Regions from separate parts of the Homo sapiens genome. Here all the other regions are linked to region 1. Evidence: chromatin contacts called from ENCODE Hi-C or POLR2A ChIA-PET data. All regions are on one chromosome and are shown on one strand. The core of a region is the stretch at or near the end of the contact, and the rest is flanking DNA. Distances in the headings are between cores, read along the strand shown.

Region 1 (3,890 bases), core at 548-3,047:
GTGGTGCGGGATGTTGGTGGGGAAGGCTATGAAGTAAGTAGAGGCAGGAAGTATTATGGGAACTGTCCATACTTTCTGCTTAATTTTACTATGAACCTACATTTTCTCTTAAAAAATAGTCTATTTAAAAGGAAAAAAATTCATTAATATATATTAAAAGTATTAACCCATTAGTTTTCTCCTATTTTGTATTGTAATAATTTTTATTGACAAGAAGTTTAATAAAATTTTACTGTTTAGAAAAAAAAAGATAAATAAGAGAAAGACTCTCTTCCCTTCGGGGTTTGATCCATCTCAGGAATTAGCCACTGCCTGGTCTTCCTGAGCAAATCTTTCCAGGACCTCATCTCCCTGTGCTGTCACTGTGGGATGGACGCTCAGCTCTCTAACCCAGCACTTGGGCTTTGTGGGAGCCTAGTTGATGTGTACAAAATGAATTGAACTGAATTGGGCATAGCACCAGACACGGACCAGATACTAAGTAGGTACAATATTTATTCAGTGATTGGAACTTCTAGGGAGAATTCTGTCTCAGATTTGTGTCATCCGTCCCCATGTGAACTCTAGTACCCTAATCTTCCTGCATGTGGATTCTTCTGGACCTGCCACTGGATTCCAGAGCAGACCTTCTTACTACCACCTCCACTATTGCCCCAATTCCCTAGCTTCCTCTTCTGCACACTGGTGATTCCCAAACAGGCTTGAGGAGAGCAAGGTAAGGAGGCTCTGGTGGTGACCAGGCTTCAGGAATGGCAACAGTGCAGCTGCTCCTGGTCCCAGAATGGCATCCATTCCTCCACCCCTCTGCTAGTGCCCCTCGGAGATTGGCATGTTCATTTAATAAGATGACTTTTAATGGAAACAACCTGAAAGTCCCAGCCAGGTCTAAACCACCAGCATACGGGCCAGGCCAGGTAAGAGATAGGAGAACAAGTCCTCCAGAAACTGTTTAAGAGTTTTTGCAGGCCGCGGGTTCAGCAAGGGGAAGTGGACTTGGCCTCCAAAGCAGCGAATGTGGCCTCAGGCTAAGCTAACAGAGGTGGAACCTTGGGGACTATGTGTGCATCTTGGTGGGCCCTTCATCTCTGGACCTCAGCCAGCTCTGGGTACCATACTTCTAGAGGGATGATGATGACTGAGAATCTGCTGAGGGGGCCCTGGTAGGCAATGGGGACAAGCTACCAGGTCATACAGAGGGAGGAGGTATCACCAGGATTGAAGAAATCTTGGAGGACAGGAGAGCAACACCTGAAGGGATTCAGATCCGAAGGTGCTGTGTGCATGCCCTTGCTGCTCCATCTGCCAGGGCCACCTTTCTTTTGGCAGCACCAGGCTCCACAGCAGACCTGCTGGTCCACAGCCTCACTCTTGTACCACATCACAGGGTGTGCTTGCTTCTGGACCTCTCCCAGCCTGTTTCCTCATCCACAGAGTGTGACCAAAATATCTTCTTCCCAGAGCTGTTAAATGAGATGGGTGATACAAAAGCCCATAACGCCATATGTGATCATAGTAGGCCCTCAAGAGGGTTAGTTTCTCTTTCTGCCCCCTCTCGCAAGGCAGCCAATAAGCCCAGAAAGCCAGCAGTTCTGAGAGAACACAGAATTCAGAAAGACAGTCTGTAGGGAGGATTTCAGTTGTTTATAAAACAGGCCAACATGTTTCCACCTTGTAAGTTCTAAATCCGTCATCATAGCTCCCTAGATCTAAGAATAGTCACCCACTGGAGCCAACGTGCCACAGCACGCTCTCACTGCAGGTGACTGAGGAAATGTGTCCACAGCAGCCTCAGCAGCCTCCTACTCCTGGGGCTGGGGGTGGGGAGGGCTGGCCTCTGCCTGTCCCAGCTTGGCTGTTTCTGAACCGCACCCAAATGCAGTTTTCTCTTCCATGCAGTGTTGATCCAATACGTGCCTCACTGGGCTGCTGTCAGATGAGGTGCCTGCAGTGATGCCAGGGGGTGGTTGAGAGGAGCGGGGAGGTAGGCCAGTGGGGACCTTTGCATGGCATTGCCCCACTGTGGGCCTCAGTTTCCTCCTATGTAGAGGGAAAGTGATTGACAGAGAGAACTGGGCAACCTTTTGAGCAAGGGGGTTCTAGAAGAGGTTCCAGAGCAGTCCTAGCCTTGCAGCTTAGAACCCATCAATTCAACACACTTATTTATCACTTGAGCCAAGGCCTTTCTTTTGTCTGGTTTGAAGGAGCCAGCCTGGGGAGCGTGTATCTGCCCACTCTCCTCTTCTGTGTCCACCTTCCTTCTCTTTCTTACACACTTCCATATCCACACACACCACCACACAAATTCTCCAGGATTGGAAGGACTTTTGGTTTGTCTCAGCCCAGCCTCTGCCCACTGTGGGACTGTCCTGGGGGCTCAGGACCTGTGGCAGAGCACCAGCTATGTTCCAGAGCAGTCTTCCAGTCATTGCAGCGTTCTTCCTGATAGCGAGCTACAATTGCCGTGCCCATGGCTGCTGCTTTCCACATCCATGGGTTCCCTTTTGGCCCTCTAAGAGAGAAGAAGCAGCTCCATTCTCTCACTGCCATTCATTCATTTGTCCTTTCATTCACACAACAGCATTGAGCGCTAACCTATGCCAAGCACTGTTTCAGGTACTGGGATATAGCAGCAAACAAAACAGAGTACCTAACTCTCAAAGAGCTTGTGTTTTGTTAGGAGAGAGAGATCATAAAATAAATAAACTGTAAAAAAAAAATGAAGAAAAATAGAGCAGGTGAAGAGATAAGACGGGAGTAGGGGTAGACTGCTATTTCATATAAAGTTGTCAGGGAAGGCCTCTCAAATAAGGTGGGACTCTCACAAATACCTGAACAACATGAAGGAATGAACCTGTGGCTGTCAGGGCCAAGAGCATTCCAGATAGCAGGAACAATAAGTGCAAAGGTCCTGAGGCAAGTACTGTTTGAGGAACAGTAAGAAAGTCAGTGTCACTATGGTGATGTTAGCAGAGTGGATCATGATAGAACATGATGTTAGAGAAGGAGCTGGAGACCCGCTGTTGTTTATTCTGAGTAACAGGAGAAGCCACTGAAGGATTCTAAACAGTGCAGTGCCTTGTCTGACATAGGTTTTAACACAATCACTCAAGTTGCTGTGTGGAGAATAGAACATACAGGGAAACAGAGGCAGCAGAGAGACCAGTTGGGCAGCCCTTGAGGGGTGATGGCACTGGTGAGAAGTGGCCAGATCCTGGCTGTATTTTGCACATTACCTTCCCCAAACCCTTTTTCCACAGGCCCTGCCCTTTTCTTACCTGGTGGACAGCCACAGCCTCCTTGCTGGCCTCCTTGCCTCCAACCCTCACCCCCCATCTACTCCTCTCACCTCATTCTCAGGGCTGCTGTGGATCTTGGTGTGAAGGGGACCCTAGGCCTGTCTGTTTTCCCACATACAGCCTTCTCTGAAGCAATGTGGGCCACAAACCTGAAACATCCCCAGAGTAATCCTGTGGGTGAACAGCCCCACTTTTGATTCTGGAGTAGCTTCTTTCTGCTGCCTCAGCTCCTGCCTCGAGGGTATCCTTGGCCCTGGAGAGTGATGGATGGACTAATTCCTGAAAGGGCCTGTTTTAGTCCATGTTTTGCTGCTATAACAGAATACCACAGACTGGGTAATTTATAAAGAAAAGAGATTTATTTAGCTCAATAAATGGTTCTGGAGACTGGGAAGTCCAAGATCACAGGGCCACATCTGGGGAAGACCTTCTTGCTGCATCATAACATGGCAAAAGGGCAAGCAAACATTCAAGAAAGAGAGAAAAAGAGACCAAACTCCCACGATAATTAACCCATTCCCACAGTGACAGCATTCATCCATTCATGAGGGCAGAGCCCTCATGACCTGATTGCCTCTTAAAGGTCCCGCTTCT
Region 2 (4,006 bases), core at 351-2,850, 41 kb before region 1:
AGATCTGATCTGAATTTGAACACACTGCACTAGAGGTGCCTTTTAGACATCTGGGTATGGATATTCCATGCCCATGGCCACCAAGGGTAGGCCACAATGGCCTTAGGATGCCCCGAGAAATGTGACCCAGATCCAGCCTCTCTGGGGGTCAGCCTTGTTTGGTAGCTGGCCTGAGGACTCATGGTTTGCTTCCCACCCTTGTGGTTCTATTTCCTTACCAGAGTATCCTGAAAAGGGAGAATTCAGCCTAAGAAGGAACAGGAACAGTCTGGGGAGAGACTCTGCTGCTTTAGGGGAAACAATTTAGATATTGATGCATGTTGTTTGAGATGTTTTTCCAAATCTGTGATTGAGATATTTGTGTTTGACATGTGTGCTTTTATTTATTAAGATATTTGCTATTAATATATATCTACTATATGGTAGACACAATGTCAAGTCAGAAAGGACCCGTGGTACTTCAGAAGCGACAGCCCCAGAACCCATCTGGCTTTGCTGTTCTTGTGATTTTAGAGAATACTAAATCTCTAGGATGCTGAGCTGCTGACTTTTCATCAAGGGAACCTGTCCTTGAGTTCAGGGGGTTGGCTTGTCAGGGGCTTCTTCTGCAGCTGCAACTCTTCAATCTGTCTTTGGGGGCCTCTCTTCTGCAGTCTCCCTAGACAGTAACTACATCAGTTCTCCACTTTGAACAGGGCTCAGCTGGGCACTCTGAGCCACCCCACCTTACCACTGCTATGTGTTCTGGTTTGTTGCCTGAAAGCAACTCTTTGTGTCCAGGTTAGCAGGTGAGGGTGAGAGAAGTGTCAGAGGAGGTTTCGTGTCCTTCTGTAGAACAGCAGAGGAGAGCTGGACTGGCGGGCAGGAAGGGGGTGGTGGGCAGAGGTGTGACTCATCCAGCCCTGGCACCATGTGATAGGATCTGTGAATACCCATGTGAAATAGATACATGCTTTAAGAACATTTGCCTTGTGAAAATCTAAACTCACAAGCCACATGAATTTGGAACCGCGATTACCATCACAAAAGGGAGCTGGTATCCTTTAAAATATCCTGTAGTGTATCTAAAATACAGTGCAGTGAGTGATGAAATATTTATGCCAGTTTAGGCACTCAGGGGAAGCTGGCATTCTCTATGTCAGTGGAACAAAGAACTTCTTATAACTGGAGCAGATGGTGAGCCCCTGTCAGGGCAGATGTTCCTGCAGAGGCCAGGTGACCACATGTCAGGTGGGACAGAGGGACTGCTTCCCATGGTGGACTGAGAATCGCAGCTTTAAGATTCTCTGATTCTTGGCTTTGCTTTCTGTCTTGAAAAGTAAGTCTGCCTTAGGCAAATCTGCCAAGGACAGATGTGTCCTTGAAGTCAGAAGGACCTAGGCTAAATCTCAGCTCCACCTCTTCTAGCTATGTAAATTAGGCAGGTGGCTCTCTGAACCTCCCTCTTCTAGTCTATAAAATTAGGTTTATAATACCTTGCAGAGTTTTGTGTGTGAGGGTCAAATGAGTTAAGTCCAGGAGCCAACACCTCAGGATGTGAGGTGGGGAGAAGGCTTCGGAGCCTCTGATCAGCTGGCAGCCCTGTGGCATGTGCGCGTGGATGGTGTGCACATGGCTTGAGTTTGCATGCTCTGCACAGGGAGAACATTCATTGCTCCACAGAACACAAATTCAGGGCATGTGTCAGCTCACTGGCAGCCTGGGGTAGGCTGGGACACGCTGTCCTTTTTCTGCCTGAGGACTGACACCAGCTCAGCAAACAGCCCACCCATCTTAAGTTTCCCCAAAGAACTCAGTCTTCGTTACAGAGAAATCCTTTCAGGTGCTGAGAGTGGCATGTTTCTTGCAATCTGACCCCTGGAAGAATTCTGACTGTGTCCCTTTCCCATGCCAACTCTTTACTAAAGCCGATTTTATGAGGAATTATTTTTCTAATGTGTTGGATAAAATCCTAAAGTGTGTCTCTGATGGTGTCTTAGGAGGTTCACAATGTTTTTATTTTCATGGGGAGCATTAAGAGGATACAGACTAGGTTTTTGTTGGGGCAAGCATAGTCATTGTAAACTAGAGGCTGCTTGCTGCCTGCAAAATCCTTGACACCCAAGGCAAAATTCTGGCTTCATATGTCACCATCTAGCATACCTGAACCACTCCAACTTGAAGACATTTGTCCCTGTTCAGGGTATCCATCATAGTCATCACGGTTCCATCTGTGTACACAATAAAGCTCTGTATTTACCAGTTATTTTATCTGCCTAGCCTCCCTGTGGGCTCTGTAGGGCAGGGTTCTTGGCCCTTTTATTCAGATTAAGAGAACATGGCTCTGCAAGGTGCAATAGTTTGTCTTAGGTCACCCAACTAATTATTGGCAGGGCTGTTTTTCAAATCCTGGTCTTCTAAGGGGCAGCCTGACATAATGTAAACACCATCCAGCATTTACATCCCACCAATGGCACTCATGAGCTGTATGACCTTGTGCAAGCTAGTTATTATAAGTAGTTATTGATATTAATAATTAGAGTAGAATTTACAAAGCACCTGGCATGGTAGTAGGTGCTCTACACCGTATCTCGTTTTCATTCTCACACTAGACCTGTGAGAGGGGTTTTATTATTATCGGTTTTACAGATAAGCATCCTGAAATTCAGAGTGCTAAAGTAGCTTTCCCTGTCTGAGCCCCAGTTTCTCTATAAAATAAGAATATTAATATCTCCCTGGGAGGGTGATGATAAGGGCTGAATGAGATAATGTGTGTAAACTGCCCAGCACAGAGCCTGGAATAGAGGAGGTGCTCAGTCAATACTTGTTTCCTTTCCCTAGTTCCTCCTCTGACTTCTAATCTAGTGGTCTTTCTACTGCACCCCACTAAATACATTTGGAAGCTAAGGTCATGCTTAAGTCCTCTCCATAGCTCTCTCTATCACACTCTTCCCTACTGCCCAGAGGCCACTTCAAGTCTCTCTGTCAGATACCGCCTGTTTAGTTTTATGCCAGTTCAGGAAACATCATCCTTCCCTGGCATGCTGCACCCCTGACATTTGCCCCAGGGCTGTGTTCTGGACCGCTAAAGCCTACCCTGGCCTCTCTAGCCACAGGGCTTTCTTCTTTCCTAGCTTTCTCTAAGGCAAAAACAGGTTGCTTCCCTTACTTTGACATTTTACCTGGACTCTTTCGTGTTGTTATGTTGTGCTTCATGAGAGGCCACATATGGCACCCAGGTCTTCTGACTTCTAGTGTTGTGCATGCCCTGAAGGTTACTATCTTCGTCTATTTGGTGATTGTATCAAGGAATACCTAAGACTGGGTAATTTATAAAGAAAAGAGGTTTATTGGCCAGGCACGGTGGCTCACGCCTGTAATCCCAGCACTTTGGGAGGCCGAGGCGGGTGAATCACAAGGTCACGAGTTCAAGACCAGCCTGACCAACATAGTGAAACCCCCCCATCTCTATTAAAAATACAAAAATTAGCCGGGCGTGGTGGCAGCACACACCTGTGATCCCAGATACTCAGGAGGCTGAGGCAGGAGAACCGCTTGAACCCGGGAAGCAGAGGTTGCTGTGAGCCAAGACAGTGCCACACTGTACTCCAGCTTGGGCGACAGAGCAAGACTCTGTCTCAAAAAAAAAAAAAAAAAGAAAGAGGTTTACTTGGCTTATAGTTCTGCAGGCTGTATAAGAAGCATGGCGCCGGCTTCTGCTTGGTTTATGGTGAGGGCCTCAGGCTGCTTCCACTCATGACAGAAGACAAAGGGGAGCCAACATATGCAGAGATCACATGGTGAGACAGGAAGCAAGAGAGAGGGGAGGTGCCAGGCTCTTTTTAACAAGTAGCTCTCCCAGGAACTAATAGAGTGACAACTCACTCCCCACAGAGGGCATCCAACTATTCGTTAGGGATCTGTCCCCCTTTACCCAAACATCACACTTCAGGCCTGTACCTCCAATATTGGGATCAAATTTCAACATGAGGTTTAGGGGAACTCATTCATTTGGCTTTCAATAAAT
Region 3 (3,885 bases), core at 1,015-3,514, 45 kb after region 1:
CTCTTCTCCCCAGTCTCTATCGGGGCACCCTGGAGCTCAGTCCTTGCTCCTCTTCTTCATCTACACTCACATCCTTAGTGGTTAACCCAGTTTTATGACTTAAAGGCCACCATCATTCAAATACCCATAAACAGCACACTCTCAAAGGCTTATCTCCAGCCCAGCCCTTCCCCTGAACTCAGGACTCCAGCATCCAACTCCCTGGCATCTCCAGATGGAATTCTACCAGCTCTTTCAAACTCAACACGTCAACTGAACTCCTGTGCCACCCCCACCCCCTGCAGCCTCTCCATCTCATGAGAGAGTGTCTCCATCCTTCCAGGACATTCTTGCCAAAAACCTTGGAGTCATCCTTGACACATCTCTTTCTGTCACATCTCACATTTAATCTGTAAGGAAATCCTCGTGGCTCTGCTTGAAAAATAGACCCAGCATCTGAGCCCTTCCCATCACTGCTGTGACCACCCATGTCCCAGCCATCATCCTTTCCCCCCGGGTCATGGTAATAGACCAGTCTCTTAACTGGTCTCCCAGGTTCCAACATTCCTGGTGCGCTAGGACTGTTTTCAACACAGCTTTTAAAACATGAATCGAACTGTGTCATTTCTCTGCTCAGAATCCTGCACTGGCGCCCTATTTCTCTCAGAGGAGGAGCAAAGGTCTTCTCAATGGCTTGCAGATCCGACTTGATCTGGTCATCCATTATCTCCCCAAACTCCTCCCTGCTACCATCATCTTCACATCTGCCTCCTCAAACATGTTCCTCAAATATGCCAGACACACGCCTGCCTCCATGCTCTTGCACTGGCTGTTCCTTCTGCCTAGAACGCCTTTCCCCAGGTACGCCTATGGCTTACCCCTTCACTGCCTCATGGCACCCCAAGAGGGTGCTTCTGACCACCCTATTTCAAGTCTCAACCAACACCTCCAGTAAGGAAAATCTGGTTTTCCTTACTCTGCTGTTCCCCCCAGCACAGATCATCTAAGATGCCAACTTTCCTCAGCTTTATCAAGGTATAATTTACCTATAAGAAAATAAGAAAATTGAGGTTTAGAGTGGTTAAGATGTGCGAGAAAATCCCACGTAACTCAGAAGTGGCAGCAGGATTTGAAATCAGGTCTCTGTTGTAAGTATCCAGTTGGCTGCGTGTTGGCATTGACACTGTCTAATTTACTTAGTGTTCATGTTTGTTGTTTGACTCTCTTCCCCCTCTAGAATGTAAGGTCCATGAGGTGGCTGAATCTGAGGGTCAGGGTGGCCCTGCCTCAAAGACCCAGCCAAACACTCCAACTAGTAGGGGAAAGGAGGCTCCTTCCTCCAGGAAATGGGGAGCACAAGCATAGGTTTCCTCTGTGGAAAGAAGGTCGTGGACATGGGTCCTATGTCCACTTGCCTCACTCCCTCTAGTTGCATAATGGGCACAATGGTTTACTCCCTGCAGCCTCCTTCAGAAGTGAGCCCCCGGCGGCTGGTGCTTGCTGCCCCTTGTCAATATGGGCAGTCACTGATTCAATGATACCACATCTGCGTCTACCCTGGCAATGTACACAATCGTTGATTTCAGAGTTGCATTTACATGGGCACTGACCACAGTAACGGAAGCGCTACACTGGTAAAAAGATAATCTCCATACACCAATCTGTGACTCAACCAGCCATAGACATGATCACTGATCTTTCAGCTATGCTCTCATTGGCAATGGGCATCCTTGATCTTTGCACAGAGTGTTTATTACACTGGCAGTGGGCACAGTGATTGAGAGCAGAGCCGTATCTACACTGGCAATGAGTGCATTCATTGAAAGCAGACTCATGTCTACACTGGCAGCAGGCACAATCACTTTCATCTCCTTGACAATGGGCACAATCAGTGAACAAAGGCCTGAATCCCCACCAGCCATGAACATGAGTGATGCATGTCATTCATGGAGAGTGCGCACAAGGTCACAGAGTTCCTTTCCAGAGAGAGGGCAGATACATCCTTCCCTCCCAGCAGACAGGCCAGCTGAAGGCGCTCATGATGTAGTCCAACAGCCTGAGTCCTGTCTACGGGGCAGAACTGGCACTGGATTGTGGAATTCAAAACCTGGATGCGGGCACTGGAGTGGCGAATCTGGAATCTGGGCATCGGAATTGGAATCTGGGACACATGGTGAGGAGATGAGACCATGTCTATTCCCAGCGTCTTGAGATCACTCAAGGTGAGGAGAGACTCAGGCTGTGTGACTCCCATTGCCACCCGCCCCCTCCCCACCCCCCACGCCGGGGCCTGGCCCAGCCAGCCTGGGCTTAAAAAAGCACCAGGAAATGTCAATTTCTTTTTGAAGAGGCGCAATGGGAGGAGATGGCCCAGGCAGTTTAGCGGCTGGTTTATTCAAAGGTCGGGAACGATGACAGGACCTTCAAATCCTGAAGATTGTTTTGTACCCAGGCTAGACCCAAGTCCCTTCCCTGGCAGATGGAACCCTGCCTAGTGCCGGCCAGAGGCCCCAGCCTGACTGACAGCCCAGCCAGGGATCTGACTGATGTGTGACTGCATGATTCCTGTGGCTGTCCAAGCCGGGACCAGGACTGTAGCCTGAGCATTCTCCAGGCTCCAGACTCCAGCTGCCTGGGGCTCAGGGGCTGCAGCTTGACCAGGCACCACCTGCTATGCTAGGCCACTGTGCTAGGATGGCTCAAGGTGGCAGCCTTGGGCTCCGGCCACTGACTACTGACTGGCATGGGACAATGCCTGCTCCTTGCTGCCTCTCTGCACTGCCGTTTCCCCATCTGCAAAATGAGGGGTGGCCCAGACACCTTCGGGTTCCTGTTCTATCTCTGGAATCCCTGTGTTACCCACAAGAACATCTAGATCTTATCGGAGACACAGCCTGCATGCAAGTCAACGGAGGGTGAATTCCTCCTGAAAGAAGAAAGCTCTGAGGACCTTCAGCCACCCATCTATGCAGCTTTCATTCATTTGTTCATTCATTCCATCATCAAACATTTACTGAATGCCTATTATGCACCAGGCACTACTTTTCACAACCATCTCCAGAAATAAGAGTGCAGAACTGGGCACACAGTAGGTACTCAACAGTAATGATGAAGGCAGCTACCACGTACTGACACATTCTGAGCCAGGCCTATTCTAAGCGCTCTGACATGCCCCCATCTCATTTACCTTTACACCACTGGTCCACAAGGTGGCCACCACCCCAATTTTATAAAGAAGGAAACTGAGGCTCAGAGAGGTTAAGTTGTCCATGGTCATACAACCGGGAAGTGAGGGAGGTAGAATTTGAAACCCAATTTTGTCTGACTCCAGAACACATGCACTTAACCACTCTACTGGCCCCCTGACAAACATTTATTGAATGACTGAGTAAATAAATGATAAAGCTTTGCATTGGTGCAAGTATGCATTCATGTGTGTGCAAGGCCATGAGTTTGCACGAGGGTGGGGAGCCTGTGTGTGCAGATGTCTGCATGTTTGCATGTGGAGCTTTTTTATGGGAAGACGTTCCCTTGTTGTCTTAGTCTTGTGTGTGCTGGAGCTATACTTAGCTGCAGCCGTGACTGTAATGAGCAGTTAGCGGCACACCAGCCACTCTCATCGGGACCTGGTTTCCCAGGGAGATCGCCGGGCCAGTGTATATGTGTGGGGGGTGCAGCTTGGTGCTGGGGAATGCTAGATCAGGGCTTTGGAGGGAGCCTGGAGCTCACAGTGCTGTGCCTTGTGCAAATGGAGAGACTTAGCTCCAGCTGGAAGAATCTGCTCCAGGCCAGAAGCATCTAAGCATCCAGGCTCCACCAAGCTCAACATTGGCCACCTATGCCTGTGGTCCCTTCACTGGTCCACAAGCAATTAGAACTAAAGCCTTGGAGTTCATGGCTAACACC

The links. A loop is a pair of places that touch in the nucleus more often than their neighbours do. ChIA-PET counts read pairs that join two places held with the same protein, here RNA polymerase II (POLR2A). Pooled maps may share reads with other maps.
Region 2: a map of gastrocnemius medialis shows a loop between it and region 1 (8-fold over the local background). The contact joins two enhancer-like sites. A Hi-C loop is called at or near these places in 7 of 168 maps with a recorded cell type or tissue (PC-3, endothelial cell of hepatic sinusoid, gastrocnemius medialis and 3 more) and 3 of 50 pooled maps. POLR2A ChIA-PET finds 5 or more read pairs at or near these places in 2 of 52 experiments (Panc1 and WTC11).
Region 3: a loop to region 1 is called in a map of psoas muscle, with 2.1 times the contacts of the local background. The contact joins two enhancer-like sites. A Hi-C loop is called at or near these places in 3 of 168 maps with a recorded cell type or tissue (mammary epithelial cell, posterior vena cava and psoas muscle).

What each region holds. Positions count from the first base shown.
Region 1 is chr11:17,796,400-17,800,289 of GRCh38, reverse strand. The region is part of intron 10 of SERGEF (secretion regulating guanine nucleotide exchange factor); the gene reads left to right. Among named protein-coding and RNA genes, the nearest start is that of KCNC1, 64 kb to the right of the region's middle. Within about 2 kb of position 1,797, at least 6 of the 41 ENCODE cell types and tissues checked have a DNase peak (open chromatin) inside an H3K27ac peak, as active enhancers do; they include gastrocnemius medialis and psoas muscle, where a contact is called at or near this core.
Region 2 is chr11:17,837,290-17,841,295 of GRCh38, reverse strand. All of the region lies in intron 10 of SERGEF (secretion regulating guanine nucleotide exchange factor), which reads left to right. Among named protein-coding and RNA genes, the nearest start is that of KCNC1, 100 kb to the right of the region's middle. Within about 2 kb of position 1,600, at least 3 of the 41 ENCODE cell types and tissues checked have a DNase peak (open chromatin) inside an H3K27ac peak, as active enhancers do; they include gastrocnemius medialis and psoas muscle, where a contact is called at or near this core.
Region 3 is chr11:17,752,075-17,755,959 of GRCh38, reverse strand. All of the region lies in intron 1 of KCNC1 (potassium voltage-gated channel subfamily C member 1), which reads right to left. Among named protein-coding and RNA genes, the nearest start is that of KCNC1, 19 kb to the right of the region's middle. Within about 2 kb of position 2,264, at least 3 of the 41 ENCODE cell types and tissues checked have a DNase peak (open chromatin) inside an H3K27ac peak, as active enhancers do; they include psoas muscle, where a contact is called at or near this core.